Regions from separate parts of the Homo sapiens genome. Here region 2 is linked to region 1. A link is a contact called in ENCODE Hi-C or POLR2A ChIA-PET data. All regions are on one chromosome and are shown on one strand. The core of a region is the stretch at or near the end of the contact, and the rest is flanking DNA. Distances in the headings are between cores, read along the strand shown. Region 1 overlaps INPP5A (inositol polyphosphate-5-phosphatase A). Region 2 overlaps INPP5A (inositol polyphosphate-5-phosphatase A).

Evidence for each region. Hi-C counts contacts between places; a loop is a spot of excess contacts on that map. ChIA-PET counts read pairs that join two places held with the same protein, here RNA polymerase II (POLR2A). Pooled maps may share reads with other maps.
Region 2: a pooled map shows a loop between it and region 1 (5-fold over the local background). The contact joins two enhancer-like sites. A Hi-C loop is called at or near these places in 5 of 168 maps with a recorded cell type or tissue (B cell, chondrocyte, gastrocnemius medialis and 2 more), 3 of 37 single-sample maps with no recorded cell type and 10 of 50 pooled maps. POLR2A ChIA-PET finds 5 or more read pairs at or near these places in 6 of 52 experiments (B cell, Panc1, WTC11 and 2 more).

What each region holds. Positions count from the first base shown.
Region 1 is chr10:132,550,157-132,555,992 of GRCh38, reverse strand. All of the region lies in intron 1 of INPP5A (inositol polyphosphate-5-phosphatase A), which reads right to left. Among named protein-coding and RNA genes, the nearest start is that of INPP5A, 15 kb to the right of the region's middle. RefSeq lists enhancers at 178-678, 4,402-5,142, 5,143-5,836. Within about 2 kb of position 4,417, at least 7 of the 41 ENCODE cell types and tissues checked have a DNase peak (open chromatin) inside an H3K27ac peak, as active enhancers do; they include B cell and natural killer cell, where a contact is called at or near this core.
Region 2 is chr10:132,590,741-132,596,741 of GRCh38, reverse strand. All of the region lies in intron 1 of INPP5A (inositol polyphosphate-5-phosphatase A), which reads right to left. Among named protein-coding and RNA genes, the nearest start is that of INPP5A, 56 kb to the right of the region's middle. RefSeq lists enhancers at 3,237-3,316, 3,696-3,775. Within about 2 kb of position 3,166, at least 7 of the 41 ENCODE cell types and tissues checked have a DNase peak (open chromatin) inside an H3K27ac peak, as active enhancers do; they include B cell and natural killer cell, where a contact is called at or near this core.

The DNA of each region.
Region 1 (5,836 bases), core at 3,168-5,667:
CCACCCAAGTCTGGAACTGAATTTTCTCCATCAAAAGCACCAAGCGCTGAGCCAAGGTGAATTCCAGCAGGTGAGAGGCTGTTCATCCTCTTACGAAAAGGGGAAACGCGTGTTTTTCATCTGTGACGCAGATTCCTAATGCAGCAGCTGCCATAAAACGCTGAAGTCACCCCCTGGTCTGTCTGTGCAGACCACACGTGCTGAGGGCAACAAAACACCCTGCAGAGTGTGACAAGGTGTGTCAGTGTTGTGCCTGTCTGGGTCACTCTGCACGAAAACTAAACTAAAATTGTCAAGGTTATCAAAGTTCATAGACCATTTTTCTCCAAGACGCTAGGATACACTTGAACTCTCTCCCTGATAGGATAGAAGCCCCAAGTGTGTGCATTTGAGTTTGTGACCCACGGCTCTCAGGAGGCGAGTCAGGACGGCCCCACTGTCCAGAGGCTCCTGGTCACCCCGTGCACTTTGTGAGCACACACCAACGGCGCCAGGTCCCCTGAGTCACTTCAAGCTCCTCATCCTCCCAGCGTGGCCACGCCCCAGCCCAAGCCCCCCTTCTTCCCCTTCCGGCCAGGCAACTTATCAGAAGTTCAAAAAAACAGATAGGCCCCAGCAGCTCCACTGGGCCAGCGCCTGTAAAATGGGGTGAACGTACTCAGGGGACAACAGCCTCTCCTACGACATCTTCTCACTGGTCTCACAGAGGGATCAGGAGCGCCCTTCCCCAGCACGGTGAAGGAACAGGGGCCTGAGCACCATCACATATCACCACCCAGCCTGCAGCACCTGGTCCTGCCGCTTGCCATCCACACCCCCCCACCCCACCATGCCATCTATGCCACCCACTAACCACGCCAGCCACACCACCTATGTCACCCACAGCAGCCATGCCACCCACACTGCCCATGCTACCCACATCAATGCCAACCACGCCACCCATACCAATCATGCCACACACAATACCATGCCACCCATACTACCCACAGGGACCAACCACGCTACCCACATCAGTGCCAATCATGCCACCCACATGGACCATGCTACCCATGCCACCCACACCAACCATGCCACCCACACCATGCCACCCATACCACCCATGCTACCCACATCAATGCCAACCACACCACCCACATTGATCACACCACCCACACCGATCATGCCACACACAATACCACGCCACCCATACTACCCACAGGGACCAACCACGCTACCCACATCAGTGCCAACGACGCCACCCACACCAATCATGCCACACACAATACCACGCCACCCACATTGATCACACCAACCACAGCAATCATGCCACACACAATACCACGCCACCTATACTACCCACATGGACCAACCACGCTACCCACATCAGTGCTAATCATGCCACCCACATGGACCATGCTACCCATGCCACCCACACCAACCACGCCAACCACAACCCACAACACCCATGCCACCCACATCAACCGCACCAACCACGCAGCTTCCCAGGCAGGCTCAGCACCTATTTCCCGCCTCTCAGTAGCCTGAACAGCTGCCCCTTCCTTATTCTCCAGTTGGCTCTGATCCTCTGAAGCCCTCAGAACCCAGCCCCGCCACTTGCCCAGGAGACCCTCTGCGGTGTCCACCTGCACTGTGGACTCTGCGTGCCCTAAGCCACCCTCCAGCCACTGGACAAATCCCTCATCTCCTGCTGGAGCTCAGAAGCCAGGGAAGCCGGTGACCACAGCCGTGGAGCCAGGCAGCACAGTACACTACCCCTTTGCCCTGTGAGCACAACAGGCTAGTGAGGCCCTGAAAGTGACAACAGATATTCCAAATACTTCCTATCTGAATAAATATTTAACCAAGGCTCTGAGGAGGCGCCCTCGAATCCTCCCTCCCTATCCCACTCAATATTCCACCAAGGCTCTGAGAAGGTGTTCACCAGTCCTCCCTCCCTGTCCTACTCAATATGCCACCAAGGCTCTGAGAAGGCGTTCACCAATCCTCTCTCCCTATCCCACTCAATATTCCACCAAGGCTCTGAGAAGGTGTTCACCAATCCTCCCTCCCTATCCTACCCAATATTCCACCAAGGCTCTGAGAAGGCGTTCACCAATCCTCCCTCCCTATCCTACCCAATATGCCACCAAGGCTCTGAGAAGGCATTCACCAATCCTCCCTCCCTATCCTACCCAATATTCCACCAAGGCTCTGAGAAGGCGTTCACCAATCCTCCCTCCCTATCCTACTCAATATTCCACACCAAGGCTCTGAGAAGGCGTTCACCAATCCTCCCTCCCTATCCCACTCAATATTCCACACCAAGGCTCTGAGAAGGCATTCACCAATCCTCCCTCCCTATCCTACTCAATATTCCACACCAAGGCTCTGAGAAGGCATTCACCAATCCTCCCTCCCTATCCCACTCAATATTCCACATCAAGGCTCTGAGAAGGCGTTCACCAATCCTCCCTCCCTATCCCACTCAATATTCCACACCAAGGCTCTGAGAAGGTGTTCACCAGTCCTCCCTCCCTATCCTACTCAATATTCCACCAAGGCTCTGAGAAGGCGTTCACCAGTCCTCCCTCCCTATCCTACTCAATATTCCACCAAGGCTCTGAGAAGGCGTTCACCAGTCCTCCCTCCCTATCCCACTCAATATGCCACCAAGGCTCTGAGAAGGCGTTCACCAATCCTCCCTCCCTATCCTACCCAATATTCCACCAAGGCTCTGAGAAGGCGTTCACCAATCCTCCCTCCCTATCCTACCCAATATTCCACCAAGGCTCTGAGAAGGCGTTCACCAATCCTCCCTCCCTATCCTACCCAATATGCCACCAAGGCTCTGAGAAGGCGTTCACCAATCCTCCCTCCCTATCCTACCCAATATTCCACCAAGGCTCTGAGAAGGCGTTCACCAGTCCTCCCTCCCTGTCCTACTCAATATTCCACCAAGGCTCTGAGAAGGCGTTCACCAATCCTCCCTCCCTATCCTACCCAATATTCCACACCAAGGCTCTGAGAAGGCGTTCACCAATCCTCCCTCCCTATCCTACCCAATATTCCACCAAGGCTCTGAGAAGGCGTTCACCAATCCTCCCTCCCTATCCTACCCAATATGCCACCAAGGCTCTGAGAAGGCGTTCACCAGTCCTCCCTCCCTGTCCTACTCAATATGCCACCAAGGCTCTGAGAAGGCGTTCACCAGTCCTCCCTCCCTATCCTACCCAATATTCCCCCAAGGCTCTGAGAAGGCGTTCACCAATCCTCCCTCCCTATCCTACCCAATATGCCACCAAGGCTCTGAGAAGGCGTTCACCAATCCTCCCTCCCTATCCTACTCAATATTCCACCAAGGCTCTGAGAAGGTGTTCACCAATCCTCCCTTCCTATCCCACTCAATATGCCACCAAGGCTCTGAGAAGGCATTCACCAATCCTCCCTCCCTATCCTACTCAATATTCCACCAAGGCTCTGAGAAGGCGTTCACCAATCCTCCCTCCCTATCCCACTCAATATGCCACCAAGGCTCTGAGAAGGCATTCACCAATCCTCCCTCCCTATCCTACTCAATATGCCACCAAGGCTCTGAGAAGGCGTTCACCAATCCTCCCTCCCTATCCCACTCAATATGCCACCAAGGCTCTGAGGAGGTGTTCACCAGTCCTCCCTCCCTATCCCACTCAATATGCCACCAAGGCTCTGAGAAGGCGTTCACCAATCCTCCCTCCCTATCCCACTCAATATGCCACCAAGGCTCTGAGAAGGCATTCACCAATCCTCCCTCCCTATCCCACTCAATATGCCACCAAGGCTCTGAGAAGGCATTCACCAATCCTCCCTCCCTATCCCACTCAATATGCCACCAAGGCTCTGAGAAGGCGCCACCAATCCTCCCTCCCTATCCCACTCCAACTTCACCAAGGCTCTGAGAATGCGCCCATAAATGCTCCCGAGTGAATGGGAGACAAGGATGCAGGAGGACACAGCCTCACACAGAAGCTCTCCTGGTCCTTGGGCCTCCTGCTCCACCAACAGACTCAGCACAGCAGAATCAGAGGACACCTGGACCCCTGTGTGGGGGGTACTGCCAGGTTGGGCCGCAAGGCAGGCAGAGCTCCAAACCCCAGGGACTCCCCGAGCAGAACCCAGTTTAATCGTGCAGCCGACTATTCAGAGAAGACCCCGGCTGGCTCTTCTGACAGTCTTGGTCAGTCCTGCCTCTGTCCCCCTGGGTCCTGCCTCTGTTCCCTAGCTGGTCAGGCCCATTCCCACCCCACGTCCCTCCAGCCTGGGCCCAGGCCTCCACCTTCCACCTGTGTACGACGCACACACTGCCCACTGCAGCAGCGAGGGAGGCACAGCCGTTACAGCAAACAGGAAGTTGCAACAGCTCTGAAAAACCGTAACGGTGATGGAGAAAATTAAAGCAAGTCATATGTCCCCACAAGTCTGTGTGCTACTTGGACAGATGTCTTTCTCAAGAGAACCAGCTCCTCTGAGAGTCCCACCCAAATCCCCCCACATGACCCACAGTGGCTGGTCCACTTTGCACCCAGGCGTATGGCAAACACTTGCTGACCCAGAAGCCCGGTGTCCCCCGACCACCTGGAGGGACGCTGCAGGCAGATGACGGTGGGCTGGCCTGTCCCCTAACTAAGGCACTCTTTGCAAGAAACAAAGCAGCAGGCAGTCAACCCAGTTCTCAGCTTCACACTCGCAGGCTCATCCATGTGGTCAGAGTGCCAGGGACCACAGGAAGGGGCTCCCCACTCAGCTCTGCAGTCTAACATTCACAGTGCCAGCAGGTGGCAACTGACAGCCGCTCAGAAGCCTGAAAGGTAGGCAAGGGAGGGTGCTCAGGGATAAGGCTCCACAGCTGCCCACCAGGCTCGCACTCTGGGCCTCATCCCCATCATCTGCTCAGTGGGCTCAGGCAGGAACCTGGACCAAGCAGCGTGTGGCTACTGAAGCCACTGGCCCAAATGGACCACAGTGCAGCCCCTTTCAGGTGGACCCCTTTCCAGGTGGCCTGCAGAGTCCCCACCACATGGCCCACTGTCACCCAAGGATGGCCAGGTCCACCCTAGAGAGCCACGCACCCAATGACCACCCTGAAGGCCAAACGCCATAGGGGCCAGTTGGTGGCCAAAGAGACAACAGCTATGTCTGGCAGAACCGCCCCTGCAGTGCCAAGGATCTAAGACAACAGGAGGCGAGGTCAGCGACCATGGCCCCTCACACTCTGGCGGCTGCCACCTCCACCGTCTTCCATGAGGTCAGGCGGGACCAAACTAGTGTTTCCACTTGTTTTAATAGTGAAATAGCCAGACACCCCCACTCCCAGCTGTCCTACAGTGGACGTCCTGTGGCCAGCGAGCCCAGCCAGAATGCCGGCTTGGCCACTTGCATTCAGAAGGTTCGTACCATGCGGCTCACAGCCAGGCCCTCTCAGCACGTCAAGGGACACAGCTGCCGGTTCACGGAAAAGCTCAGCCCAAGGGTGTCGCTTCCCTCCTCTCACGGGCGCTGCTCCAGGTGTGGTGAGGTGCACCTTGGAGTGACAGCAGTGTCACAGGTGGCACTAGCTATGCAGAACCTCAGAGTTGCTGCTGAGACCTGCACCTGGACTCCCAAAAACCACTGACACCCAGGAGAGAGCGGTCGCTGGAGAGGACAGGGACTACTGGCCAGAGGCCTGAGACAGCCCCCCGAGCAGCCTCATTACATCCCTGAGAGGCTGGGTGAAGTGAATTAACCTGCGGGACCACTCTGACCCTAAACAGTGGCAATGTGGTCTCCTAAGCTCTCTCTGCTCTCCCCGATAAATACTAATAACTCAAGACTGACCCCA
Region 2 (6,001 bases), core at 1,917-4,416, 42 kb before region 1:
CACACACACATGGGCCGGGCGTGGTGGCTCACGCCTGTAATCCCAGCACTTTGGGAGGCCAAGGAGGGTGGATCACGAGGTCAGGAATTCTCAAGAACAGCCTGGCCAACATAGTGAAACCCTGTCTCTACTAAAAATACAAAAAAATTAGCCGGGCATGGTGGTGGGTGCCTGTAATCCCAGCTACTCAGGAGGCTGAGGCAGGGGAATCGCTTGAACCTGGGAGGTGGAGGTTGCAGTGAGCTGAGATGGTGCCACTGCACTCCAGCTGGGTGACAGTGCGAGACTCCATCTCAAAAAAAAAAAACAAAACAAAACATGCACACACACGCACACACACTTGGGTGTCCTCTTCTGCCAAGATCAAAGACAAAAAAGAAATTTTGAATGTACATGTGCCAGAAGCTTTTATAAAATTAGACCCTGCCTACCACGACACCCTTTAATTGAGGGCCATTCATCCTGCCCAAACTGGTCTTTACTGGGCCATGCCGCCACGCCGCCATGCCACGTCCATGTAGCTGTCCCACTGGGTGATGGGCACAAACTAGAGAGACTGAACCCTTTCCCAGGAGCAGCTCTGGCAAGAAGTCCTCGGAGGTACAGCCACGTTTGGTTAATGTAGTTATTTTTAAAACCACTGAAGTGAGAGTAAAAAATAAACAAACTAGGTCTTAAAGAAATGCTCAAATTTCAGCCCACAGGCCAAGCAGCTCTGCGTGTGTTCAGCCACCATATGAAAGAAAGCACATGCCTTCTTTTTCTCTTAAACACCCAAAAATTCTTCTCTTGGTCTCAAAGAACAATACAAAAACTATGAAAATATGGGAAATGTTAAAAAAAAAAAACTCATTACTTTCAAATGTGGAACTCTATTTCTGGGAGTCAGTCCTTAAAAAAGTAATTCTAAAGAGCAAAAATGCTCTGTCAACAAAGAAGTTCATAATAGCATCATTTATAAGAGAATTACAATTAGAATACTGCAGAAAAATATTACAGAAGGCACCTCAATAAAGAAAGTTACACAGGGCGTCCACGGAAGGAAAGAAGAGGGAGGAATCAAAAACAAATTTATTGGATAAAACATGACGTGGAGATAGACAGGGTGCCAGTGACAAACACCCCAATGTAGGTAAGGAAGGCACTGAACTACACACTCACCAACAAACACTGGAATGTAGGTAAGAAAGGCAGTGAGCCAGACACTCACCAACAAACACCGCAATGTGGGTAAGAAAGGCAGTGAGCTACACACTCACCAACAAACACCACAATGTAGGTGAGGACGGCAGTGAACTACACAGTTACCAGTGGTTAAAATAACAAGTATTAGGTATATGTTATCAAAGTAAAGATTTACAATGAGCACATAGACATGGAAGACACTTATACTCTAAAAAAATGGATTGAACACAAAATAAATCACACCTCACACAAGCCCCCACCGGCGCGAGCAGCCCACATGGCCACCTGCAGACGTGGCCCTGCAGAAACTGCATGCCCTGGCCCCCTTCCTCGCTGTGGCCAATGCAAAGGCACAGCTGGCCCCTGAGGGTCCGCGGGGACTCCAGAAAGGGTGCCAGCACGTCACAGGAGCCCCTCATGCCGAGCGCTGTCAGCACTCCCAATGGTATTCTCAATAGGAAAAGGGAAAAAGACAGAAAAAAACGCCCAAAGGTTGGAGTGGGTATTTGAGGCAGAGGTATTTCTTTTTCTCTTCTTTATTTTTAACATGCCTATAATCATCACGCATTACTTTCCTATTTTTTAACTCTTAATTTTAAAGGCTTTAGGAAGAAGAAAACAACGAAAGCCACTTTGGCCAGAATGTTAAATAACTGCCTGTCACTAAGAGCAATAACAAAGGGCAAATGGCAGACGGGGAGAACCATGGAGAACCTCATACAGCCTGCAGGGCTGGCAGGGGGACCGCCTACCAGAGAGCTCCAGGCAGGCAGCTGTGGGGCAGAGGTCCCCACCTCAGGAAGAGCTGCTACAACTGGGCCAGCAAAGACAACCACCCAAACACACATGCCACACACGTGCAGGCACACACACACCCACCACGCCACACATATGCACCCCACACACATGCATGCACCACACACCACCCATGCACAGGCACACAAACGCACCCCACACACTCACATACCACACACCTATGCATGTGCATGTGGGCACACCTACACACGCATGCACCACACACCACCCGTGCACAGGCATGCAAACGCACCCCACACACTCACCACATGCCTATGCGTGTGGGCACACCTACACACACACGTTCAAAAACCACCTAGGCCGTTGCTACAGGACTGGCCGGTGTAGATGACGGAATGTTTCCACCGACGCAGGAAGTCTCAGTACGTTCCGCAGTGATGGACACGTTCTAGACCTGCACTAGCCACGTCTGTCCTTTAAATGAGGCTACTGGTGACTGAACAGTTTTTTTATTGCATGTAATTTTAGTTCACTTAAATTTTAATAATCACACGCGGTTAGAGGCTACATTACTACACAGCACAGCTCTAGATCACAGCACAAGAAGGAAAGTTCTAAGTTCCTATTATGAGACAAACATAACATTGGCATATAAACAGGATGAAGACAGCGTATGTGCAAAAGGGAAACCTTCAAACCAGCCTCATGTGTGCACTCATGTGTGTGCCACGACACACACCCCAAAGATCCAGCAGCACGTTAAAAACTTCACACATAGTAAGCAAGCGAGTGACTATTCTATACATACAGACATGGATGATTCACTGTTAGGAAAACTGCTAATACAACTGATCACACCAACAGATCTAAAAAAGTCTAATGATTATCTTTATAGTTCCTGGCAAACTTAAAGAATTCCAGTTACAGTTGCAACATATAAGAGCTTTGAAAATTTCCAAAATTAGTGCCAGACACCAAACCACAGATCCACGAAGCCCAGAGAACATCAAGCAGAATAAATACCAAAAAATCTATACCTAGGCAGATCATATCCCAATTGTAGAAAATCACAAATAAAGAAAATCTTGAAAGAAGCAAGAAAAAAATACATCTTAGCTATAGAGGAACAAGGACAAGAATTAGAGTGAACTTGTCAACAGAAACCACACCAGCAAGAAGAGACTGGAGGGACTACCCCCCGACCCCAGTCATGTGTACAGCAAAATCATCCTTCGAAAGTGAAAGAAAAATAAACTTTCTCACACAAAAAAGTAGACATGCCCTGTAAGTCATGTTGAAAAAGTTCTTCAGGAAGGAGAATATGACACAACTCAAAATTCCGGATGTACATAGGAAAGGAAGAATGATGGAGAAGTAATAAATGAAGGTTAATTTTTTTTAAGTTTACTGAAAAGTTCTTCAATTAAAGTCAACAACCATTTGTCATAAAATTGTAATGCAGGATCCCAGCAGGCCCGCAGGGCTCCCCACGCCCCGGCATTCACATCCAGTGTAATCCCCGTCCTCAGTGCAGGTGGGACCTATGAACCGGGGAAGACGGCGCGCCCATGCATAGGCTGAGGCAAAGGTGAAAGTGTCAGGCAGACATAATGAAGCTCCATCTCCAGCTGATCTTAGGTTAATCAAAAGGGAGATAATCCTGGGTGGGTCTCATCTTATCGAAGAGCCACTTCAGAGTGAGTCTAAAGGTCTGAGGCTGTAAGCAGAGGGCAGTCTCTCCCCGATAGGCTCTGGCACAAGAAGCTGTGAGTCCTACAACCACAGGGAAATGATATCTGCCAAGCACCTGAGGCAGTCTGAGAGCAGGCCCTGCCTAGTTGGGCCTCCAGATGAGAACACAGCCCACTGAGAACAGGCAACCTGACTGCAGCCGCGTGAGACCTGAGCAAAGGACCCAGCAGGCTGAGCCCTGACTCCACCCTACAGAAGCATGAAACAACAAACTGGTGTTATTTTAAGCCACGACATCCGTGGCCACCTGTTACACAGCACAGAAAGTCCTGCGTGTGCCTCAGATTAGGACTATACATGCCTGTATCAGAAAATAAAATTAATATTATTTTAAACATTTTTGGCCGGACACGGTGGCTCACGCCTGTGATCCGAGCACTTTGGGAAGCCAAGGCGGGCGGATCACCTGAGATCAGGAGTTTGTGACCAGCCTGGCCAACATCACAAAACCCCATCTCTACTAAAAATAGCTGGGTGTGGTGGCGCCCGCCTGTAGTCCCAGCTACTTGGGAGGCTGAGGCAGGAGAATCACTTGAACCCGGGAGGCGGAGGCTGCAGTGAGCTGAGGTCGTGCCACTGCACTCCAGCCTGGGCCACAGAGCAAGACTCCATTTCAAACAAACAAACAAACAAACAAACAAACATTTTTGCCCCACTTAGATTTTGTTTTGGTATAATGTCTATAGTAAGACCCCAATTTAAACCTTTCCCCGAATAGTTAACAAACTATCTTACAATGGATTGTTAAACTGTATGAATCCTCCTGTTCCTCACACTACTATGCAGTCAACCTGCCCCTCCCTCTCTCAGGTAGCTTTACCAAATGTGTGCTTCATTTATGTTTTCAAACTGTTGCCATTTCCTTAATTTGCTGTCTTTCTGGGGTTTTTTTCTGTATTTTATTCAATAATTTTTGGATTTATATAATCCTTCCGTAATTCCCTCATTTATGGCACAGTTCTATACTCTAGCCTTATAAGTGAAACGCTTTGTCTTTTCACTGTTATTATTTCTTGTTTAATAGCAACAACGCTGAATACCACGCTGAATACCACATGAGACGTGGATTCGAAACATCCCACCCCACACACGCTGACACCTCATCCCAGAGCCGGCTCTTTCCTCCTGGGCAAACCCAGTCATTCCCTCGGACAAGGAAACACAGCAAGGGCGCCCGTTACGCCCAGTGCCATTTCACCTGACATATCGGGGGAGGGAATGAGACCCGAAAGGGAACACATGCAGAGGCGCAGCTCCGGGAAAGGAGATCTGAGCTCCCTGCACCTGCAGATGGCGTCACAGCACACCTGGAGGGGCAGAGAAGCAGGCAGAAAAAGGACAGACAACAGGAGAATCCAGGAAAGCAGGAGGTCCTGAAATTAACAGACAAAACAACAGCCATCACAGACACCAACAACAACCAGGCGGAAGGCCTGCTGGAAGAGAAGGCCCGCTTCCAATGCAACAAGGAAAAAGGTAACCTCACAAACGACCTTTTGCATATGTGAACATTGTGTAAGAGAAAAACTTTAAGACATTCCTGAAGGAAACGAACAAAAGCTTTGAGTCCATGAAAAGACCTCTCTTGTTTCCAGGGACCATGACTCGGCGCCATAGAGCTGTCAGTCCTCTCCAAGCGAGCGCAGAAATAGCCCTGGCCTGTCCCACAGCCTGCCAGCGGCCCGCCCCGCCCAGCCCAAACCAGACAAGGTGATTCTAAAGTTCATATGGAAAAATAAACTATGACTCAAAATCCAAACACAATCCTTAAAAAGAGTGAGTCAACTCTAACTTTTTTTAAACTTTGGCATGGCAAAATCAAAAGACAAATGTCAAACTGGTTGAAAATATTTGCAATATATATCACAGATAATTAATCTTCTTGCAATTGAAAGAACTCTTAAAAGTCAAGGGAAAATACAAAACAAAACAAAACTGATGGAAAAACGGGCAAAGGACCCATAGAGGAGTCACAGAAGATCCCCAAATGGCGTCATACATGAGGAGCCTCCTCCCGCCAAGCTGGGAGTGGGGCGATGCCACCTTCCCTGTGACAGCAGCCTGGGCCCCCAGAGCTGATGGCACAAGAAGCGCCCAAGCTCACCTTGGTAATGTTCCTGCCCAAAATCTCTAAGTGAAAACCATGGAGCAACCAACTACCTAACTAACCACGGACAGGACACAGCTAACCACGGAGCGAGCAATGACCACAGTGACCCACACGGCAGGCTGCCCTAAAGACAAGTGGGCTAGACTCTTTCAGATGGCAATGCCAGAAAGAGCAAAGCAGGGGCCGAGATGAAAAGAC